2 separate regions of the Homo sapiens genome follow, and region 1 is linked to region 2. Evidence: chromatin contacts called from ENCODE Hi-C or POLR2A ChIA-PET data. All regions are on one chromosome and are shown on one strand. Each heading gives the region's core, a stretch centred on a gene start or an enhancer-like site at or near the end of the contact. The rest is flanking DNA. Distances are from core to core; before and after follow the strand shown.

Evidence for each region. A loop is a pair of places that touch in the nucleus more often than their neighbours do. ChIA-PET counts read pairs that join two places held with the same protein, here RNA polymerase II (POLR2A). Pooled maps may share reads with other maps.
Region 1: a map of esophagus muscularis mucosa shows a loop between it and region 2 (4-fold over the local background). The contact joins two enhancer-like sites. A Hi-C loop is called at or near these places in 6 of 168 maps with a recorded cell type or tissue (IMR-90, chondrocyte, esophagus muscularis mucosa and 3 more) and 14 of 50 pooled maps. POLR2A ChIA-PET finds 5 or more read pairs at or near these places in 1 of 52 experiments (SK-N-SH).

What each region holds. Positions count from the first base shown.
Region 1 is chr5:173,566,383-173,570,665 of GRCh38, forward strand. No RefSeq gene overlaps it. Among named protein-coding and RNA genes, the nearest start is that of LINC02995, 11 kb to the right of the region's middle. RefSeq lists an enhancer at 2,366-3,565. Within about 2 kb of position 1,254, at least 2 of the 41 ENCODE cell types and tissues checked have a DNase peak (open chromatin) inside an H3K27ac peak, as active enhancers do.
Region 2 is chr5:173,497,171-173,501,458 of GRCh38, forward strand. All of the region lies in intron 11 of LOC105377732 (a long non-coding RNA gene), which reads left to right. Among named protein-coding and RNA genes, the nearest start is that of LINC02995, 80 kb to the right of the region's middle. RefSeq lists an enhancer at 1,531-2,197. Within about 2 kb of position 2,366, at least 13 of the 41 ENCODE cell types and tissues checked have a DNase peak (open chromatin) inside an H3K27ac peak, as active enhancers do.

The DNA of each region.
Region 1 (4,283 bases), core at 4-2,503, 68 kb after region 2:
ATTCTCCTGCCTCAGCCTCCTAAGTAGCTGGGATTACAGGCACCCACCACCACACCCAGCTAATTTTTGTATTTGTAGTAGAGACTGGGTTTCACCACATTGGCCAGACTGGTCTTGAACTCCTGACTTCAAGTGATCCACCCGCCTCGGCCTCCCAAAGTGCTGGGATTACAGGCATGAGCCACCACGCCCGGCCCAAGCTATCATTTAATGGGAGATAGTCAGATTGCCTGGGTTCGCCTCTCGCTGTGCCATTTACCAACTGTGTAGCCCGGGGCAGTTTACTGATCCTCTCTGTCCCTCTGCTTTCCTCATCTGTAAAATGGGGATGAATCGTGGTCCCTGCACTCATGGCAGAGTTGTGAGGGTGAAGTAGATTCTCCTTCTGAGGCACTGGTGCAGGAGTTGGCTTATAGGAAGCACTCAGCACGCATCCGCGCTTGTTCCTACCTTGTGACTTTCATAACTATGCCATATATGTTTTCTTTGACTCATTTAATAAGTGTATGCTATGGGCTGGCAAAGGGTTGACACACCACCCAAAGCCACATGGCTAGATTGAGGCAGAGCTGGGACTTGATCTCAGACCTTTGTAACTGTGAAACTAAACCCAATGAAGAAGCAGAGCAGGCCCACCTGTGATTTCAGGCAGGTAGATGGGGGACCCAGGAAAAGTGGCTTTGAGCACTCACCTGTTTTTTGTCCTGGGGTTGTGGGAGACAAATTTAATGAGAAGAAATACTGTTGGCCCCAGGGGAACTCCACTTTGGAAAAAAACTACTCTTGTGGCTAGGAAAACACCTCCATGTGCTCATTTGACTTGGAAAGTGAGGCCCTCTGGGCAAAGCTGATGACATGGACCACGTGGCTCCTTCATATAGCAAATATTTTGTAAAATCCCCTTACCATCTTGCCACTAAATAAAATGTATTTATACATATAATCCCTTCCCAAATTCATATAATTCCCAGGTTGTAATAGGAAAGAGACATTAAAGTAAGGTGATTTATCATAAAATAATATGTGTGCCAATACCTAGGCACTGGGCAGGACCACCTGAGAGGGTATATTTAAAGTGATCAGATACATGCTCCAAGTTACAAAGAATGTGTTGGGATTGAAGAGAAGTTAGACACAAATCAGTTGAAGATTGTTGCATCTTTTCCTTAATAGTTAACAGTTTGAGAGCCAGTGAAGTGTGTGTGCACATAAAGCACAGAATTCCCTAGGATGCGGCCGGGCACAGGCATGTTATTGGGGACTCATGTGCCTCGGGCAGCTTCCTTGTCAGTGGTATTTTTTCTGAAATGGTGATTCAAATCTTGGTAAAGTTCCAAATAAAACAAAATGTGATCTTCTCTAAATTTACACAGGAGTTACATTCTGGGAAACTCAGTGTGTATTAAACAGTGCAAAAACGACTTGGTGTTTATGTGTAAGGCTGAGTTGGACTCTAGTCAGACAATTATAAACAGGTTTCTCACCTACATGGGTGTCCGATGGATCATTCAAAAGTATTTGGGAGATGGATTGCACATCAAAATACGAAAGGTAAAATTATGACGTTTGCAACGTTTCTAGAAAGACACAAAGGAGTAGGCAAAGATGACTTAGACAGGACTAAAACTTATTAACCATAAAGAAATGGTTGATGGATTTTATTACTTGAAAATTGACCCATCAAATGACACTCTTATGAGAGTGAAAAGACAAGTCACAGAATGAGAGAAAGTATTTGCAAACCATATATTCATCAAAGAAGTCATAGCCAGAAGAGAGCTACAAATTAGTAAGAGAAAAAGCCTACAACTCAATAGAGAACTGGCCAGAAGACTTGAGTAGGCCCTTTGCAAAGGTTGATATCTGAATGGCCAATGAACATAAGGTGATACCACAGCATAGTTTCCAAAATGGCTAAAATAAAACAGGCAAATAATACTAAGTGTTGACGAGGAAGTGGAGCAATGGGAATTCTCATATTGTGCAAGTGGGAATGTCAAATGACTAAACTTTGGAAAATTCTTTGCAGTATCTACTAAGGTTGCACCTATGCCTGTCCCATGATCTGGCTATTTATTCTTAGGTATATTCCCAGAAGAAATGTGTACATCTGTGCATCAAGAAACATGTGAAAATGTTCAAGGCAGCATTGTTTATAATAACTTCAAGCTGGAAACAACCCATGTGTCCATCAAGAACTATACGCAGCAACATGAAGAATCCACAAACATGAAAATGAGTGAAAGAAGCCAGATGCAAAAAAGGGCACACAGCGTGATTCCATTTATGAGAGGTTTAAAAACAAGCAAAACAAATTGCAGTGCCTAAAAGAGCAGCAGATGTACACAATTGTGCTGATTTTTCTCTCATTTAAAACGGTTCCACAAGTAGTTAGTCCAGGGCTGGTGTCATGGCTCCATGGTCACTGGGGCATTGTGTTCCTCCACGATTTCTGCTTCACCAGGCTTAGCCTTTGCTTCCATCCTCTAGTTTGCCTCATGGCTCAAGATGGCTGCTAGAGCTCCAGCTGTCTCTTATGCATTCCTGGCTGTAGAATGGAGGAAGGAGGAAAGGGTAACGGGACGCTTTACTGGCTATTCTTGTTTAAAGGAGCATCCTTGATCATACTTAATGAGAATCTGGAGTAATTTTCAGGAGATCTCAGAGAGGGTACAAGAGCAACAGGGCCTTGCAAATACAGAAAAGTAGCCTTCCAGGCAATTATAATAGATCTGGGCAGGCATTTTGCAAAGACTATTGCAGGAAAATGGAGCTTATTTAGAAATCGATAGTTGAGTACTCTGTGATTTTAAAATGAGCACAAGGAGACACTGTTGATGCCCAGAATCCTCTACAATTAGCAGCAAGAGCTCTGGAAAACCCAGGGAGGGGGTAGAGGGAAGAAGGTTAGGTTCAGTTGAATCTGGATGCTGGAAGAGAAAGAGGATCCAGCCAGATCCAAACAGACAGCATCCTCAGATGCACCTGCCCAGGGGGCCCCCCACTCCTTAGCAATGAGGGTCTGGTGTGAATGCTGGTTCACTGACACGTGACAAGCACACCTGTGTCCCAGCCATCCCACCCAGGCACCAGGTAAACATCTTCCCAGAGGGCTGACAGGCCACTGAGCCCGTTCCCAGGATACTCCGGACTCTCCCCAGGGCAGTAGCCTCGTTACAGAATTCTATCTGTAAATTTAATCAGTGCAAAACCATATCCATGGTTTTGTGGCGGGATGTAAAGATGACAGCCTTCCTCCTGTGGGGTTGAGACATTCTGGAGCTTCGTGAAAATTCACCATCTGGCTTCTTCCTGGCTGAGCATGGGGACAACCTTCCCATCCAGATGTCCCCATGAGGCAGCACGTTGCCACAGGTACTTGGGTTGGATCTAGCCCCGCTGCTGAGCTTCCTGGGCAAGCCCGGGCAAGTCAGCCAGCACCGTGGGCCTCAGATCCCCCTTTTAAAAGGTGAAGAGGAGAGTACCTGCATCACAGAGCTGTCACAAGGATCAGAGGTATATGTGACAGGAGGAATCGCATGCAGCACTGGACATTAAATGGCGCTATCATGGTGTGGCAGCACACTTCTGAGGCTTCTGGAGTTGTCGTGTTTTGTTAATAATTTATTCAGCTCTCATTCACATACCATACAATTCACCCCCTTAAAGTGTACAATTTGGTGACCTTTAGTGTATTCAGAGCTGCGCAGCCATCATCAGAATCAACTCTAGAACATTTTCATGACCCTGGGCAGAAACCCTGCACTTCACAGCCACCAGCCCCAGCCCCTCCATCCCCCAACCCCAGCCCCCCAAGTTCCTCTGTTCGGTGAATATCTTCTGAATATCTGAATGCCAGCAGTGTTCTTGGTGCTGGTGGGAAGCTCTGTCCCTGCAAATGCAGGGCACGGGCAGGAGTACAAAGAGGGGACCACATATCACAGGTCTCAACAGTTCAGAGTTCAAATCGAGCTAACAGCTGTTAAGTAAAATAGGTCTTAAGGGCTCCCTTAACAAATGTGCCTTTCCAACCATCGGGAAGGCCAGGTTCAAATTCCAAGTTGTTAGACGTCTTGAATCTCTGGTTGGAACGTGGCCCCGTGGGGAGGGTCATCTCGGCCAAGGGCAGCCCACTTCTCTTCTCATGCTGGCTGCATCACATGCTGTGAGGGACCCTTGCATGGTGTGTGACACCCAGGCTCTGTTTTTACCTGCTGTGAACACCCATCCTTGGCCAGGCGGCAGAACAAACCTGGGGCACATCCGATCCTGCGGTCCCTGGA
Region 2 (4,288 bases), core at 1,116-3,615:
TTGTTACTTCCTCTCAATCCCCTAAATCCCCCATGCAGGTAAAATGGGGAACTGTGTGATGGATAGCAGAGCGGGTAGGTGAATGTACATCTGTTGAACAACGCTTCTTGATGAATGGATGGAGACCGATCTGTGTGGAGGACTCTGGGTCGGGGGAGGGCTTTTCCTTATACAGCATTTTCATGAATGGTCTCAATAAAGATATGGAAGGCAGGCTTATCACATTTGCAGATGAAACAAAGCCAGGATAGAAAGGTGATGCTATAGACGATGGAAAGAAAATGCCAAAGGTCTTAGGCTCCAACCAAGTGTGACACCTAACAGAGATGAATGTCAAGTGTCACGTTTAGATCCATGACACAAATCTGTGAATTGATCCACATCGCTGGGGAAGGCCTGACTTTAACTTCCTTCCTGGTTTCCAACTCTTGGTGTCTTTTTGTTCTCCCACAAAGCTTCCTTCTTATCCATGGTTCCTTTCCGTGGATCCCTTTTCTCCCTAAAGTGATCCTGGAGCTGTATGGGAATGTTCCACGCTACCCCTGCTGTGTCCTCTTAGGACAATGCCTTCCAGCCCTCTGGGACCCACCTGGGGGACAGAGTGAGAACTGTGGTTCTCAGAGCCACAAATAGGACAAGCAACTCCATGGACAGAGGTCAGGCAAAGGCTTCATGGGTGCCCGGGAGGAGGCTGCGCCACCGAGCAGGAAGTGGCCACCACAGGTTGCAAGTGGCCGGCTGTGGGATGGGCCTTCGGGCTGCTGGAGACCCCGTTCTGCGTGGCTTCCCGCACCCGATGGCCCGTTCCCCAGTCTTGGAATGCTTGGATCATAAGGGCTCTGATCTTTTGTGAGCTCTGCCGTTTTTGTTTGTTTCAAGATCTTTATCACAGTTAAATAATTTTTTTAGGAGTTTATGTATGGGTAGTTTAAATGTTCTTGAATATGTTTTTTTTCATTTAAAATTTTTTAATCTCTCAATCCTAAATACACACACACACACACACACACACACACACACACACACGCAGACATACACATATGCAGCCTTCTGTGAATATTGGATATGGAACCAATTACTCTAGGTTGCAGTAATTACTTTTATATAACTAGAGTTGGGGACTTGTGAATCAATTCCATACCCATTAGCAATGTACGCGTGAGCCAAGATTTTTTTTTTCTTTCTTTTTTTAACAGGACTGGACAGTGTTGAATCCTTGGGGGGAAGAAAAACCAACACTTTTTTTTTAAGCTGACAGCACATTCCATCCACTCGGCAATGTAGAACTAATGAAGATATAAGTGTAAGAAAACCTATAATTGAATCCAGCACGTAGCAAGCATAGTTGAGCGGCGAGTACACCCAAGCTGAAATCACATGTGCTCCTGTCTAATCCTCTCCGGGCGCCCAGCACAGGGAAATATTTCTGGATTGTGTCTCAGGCTGTGATTTCTATCCAAGGCAGAATAGAAACGGCCTTTTCCCTGGGCAGAGGCTTTGGGCTGTCAGGGGACACCTGAGTTGCCTTTGATAAGGCTGCCGTTTGGATGGTGATTTAAAGAGCAAGTCTAGAAAAAAATAACCTTGAGAAAGAGGAGTGTTTTGGACTAGAGCCCTTCTTGCGCGCTTTCATTCCGCTTCCCTTGCCAGTGTTTCTCAGTTTCCCCCATGGTGGCTGGAGGTGCGTCTGTCCCCACAACCCAGAATTGGGGCAGTCCCTCAGGAGCTGCTTTTCGATCCCAGCCCTCTGGTGTCCAACATTCAGAGCAAGCCCGATCAACCCAGCCCACTAAGTTCCCTGCATCCGAGGACCCCTTTGATGCGTGGATCCGAGTGGGAGGGAGGCCAGAGTGCAACTGTGTTTTCCTTTCAACATTCCTCAGGAGTGATTCACTGCCAGGTGTCCCCAATACCCCCAGCTGCTCCGTCCCCTGCAGTTGTTCCGTAGGGATGAGGCTTTTTGATGCCCTGTCCTTGGCCCTGCCTGGCTTCCTGTCTGGGGCAGGAGAGAGCAGAATGGCCCCCAGAAACTCTGCTCTGGATGTAGGACTGCTTGCTCTGGAAGCTGTGGTGTGTGCCTCTGGCAGGCTGCTCTGACCAGCAAGCGGCAGCTGGATGCTTTGTGCACTGAACTAAGGCTGCGGTGGGTTGAATGTGCATACCTCTGCGTGGCTCCCACAGTACCCACCACTCCCTGTTGTTTCCTGCTCAGTGTAACGTTCTATTTCGTTATCTGGGTTCTCTGCTGGGCAGTGTTTGAGTTTAGACCCTGACCAGAGAGAGGGAGCAGGTGCTGTGCCATGTGGCCACTGTGGCGGATTTATGCAGGGGCACCCACTCCCCGGCTGCCCCTGCCTCCAGGCAGTTGAGCTGAGGGTGTTTGCTCAGCTGCCCTGGCGCCTAGCCTGTGGGGCCATGGCCTTCTGCTTCTAGGCCATGGAAGGTGGCATGGGCCCAGAGAATTGGGCAGGTGTGCTGCCAGGCCCAGTCCCCGGGGCCTTGGGGGCCTGGATTGGAAGCTGCAGGGAGGTCCCTGGGAGTCCTCTGAGCAGGCGGCCTGCGTTGGGACACCCTGGCCTTTTAGCTGTTGAGTCCTAGTTGGAAGGGGCATTCATTCCAGGGACATTCTTTCTGTCTGGAGCAGAGACTTGGCCTGAACCTTGAACCAAAAACCGGAACAAACTGCACTCGTTTGCTCAACCTCGAACCAAATCCAAATATTGTTTATATCGCTGAGAACCAAACCAGGGTTCTGGGGTTTGGTTTGGTTTGTTTTCCCACCAGAGAACATTTAGGGAACAAGGCTGAGCTGCAACAGGACTAGGAGGGAACCTGAAGAGGCCCTTTGTGTGGATTTTGGACTCAGCGAGCTCTCGGTCAGGGGAACACTGCAAGACACAGTTAGGTCTGCAGAGGTTGCACTAGGTGGACTGTAGGGCTGGAGAAGCTATGGGGCCAACGTCTGTCCTGAGGAGAGGACAGTCACAAGTCCACATCTCTGTAAACAGTGCTGTGTGGTGTGGGATGCCCCGTACATTGCTACCAGGCAGCAGTGATGACTAGGGGATGCCAACGGTGGGTACAGAACTGCATACATGGAGGGAACTTTAATGAAATCATGCACCGATTGATTTTTCTGAATTTATTTCCGGTTTACTCTAGGTCACTCAATAGCCATCTGCTTAGCACCTGGCGCCATACTGAGGCAGATCCCAAAGAAACAGCAAAGGGTTGGCCTCCACTCTCTCCGAGTCCTTGGTACACTTTGGGGGCTGGCGCTACAGTGTCTTGGAGATACACTGTCATGTTCAAATAGTGTAGCTCACAAATTCATGTCCCCTTGGAAGCTCAGGATGTGGCCCTATCTGGAAATAGGGTCTTTGTAGATGTAATTCATTAAGGTTCTCATGACAAAAGCGTCCTGGATTTTGAGTGGGCATGAACTCCAATGACTGGTGTCCTTGTAATAAGAGGAGAGGACACACAGCCACACAGGGAGAAGGAGGCCACATGAAGACAGGGGCAGAGGCTGGAGGGAGGCAGCCAGAAGCCAAGGAGGCCAGGGAGGAGTTGCTCCTGGAGTCTTCGGAGGGAGTGCAGACCTGTGACACTGTGAAAGGTGTCCCTTTCCTGTGGGAAAGTAAATATCTGTTGTTTGAAGCCACTCACAGTCACACAAACCAAATAGTGAAGCCCCCGAGATGCCACACTCACACCTCCTTTCTTTGAAAAAGTGAATTCTTCTGCATAATTAGCCACATTTTTGTCATGTGACCTTGCCACCCTGGTCACACATGGTTGGACCCAGGATTGGTTGGACATATGGCAATGCCCATGCTGGATTGGGAGATTTCTCATCAGCTTGTCCTTTGAGAAAAAGAGACACATGCACACAGAGGGGCATCTGGTGGAAGTCAAGATATGGAGCAGGAGGCAGAAACCTGAAAATAGGTTGATGCAGAGAGCGGCAAGAAGCTCTGATGAAGAGAGAGCGAGCGAGAGTGAGAGTGTTAGGGGCAGTCTGCAGAATCGGTGGCCATGTTGCTCACTCAGCAGAAGCACTGTTAGATCCTCCAAGAAGCCTGGGTCCGGCTACTGTGAATGCATTTGCTTCCTAGGCTCCTGCACTTCCTCTGGATTCTCGTAGTCCAGCCCCAAGTCCAGAGAGAACCCGGGCACTCCTCTGTTCCCGGCAAATGAAACAGCCCAGCCAACACCAAACACAGGTGACACCACCGAGAAAAATAGGCACTCACATTTGGTTGTGTTTCATCCAAGGCCAGCCCGT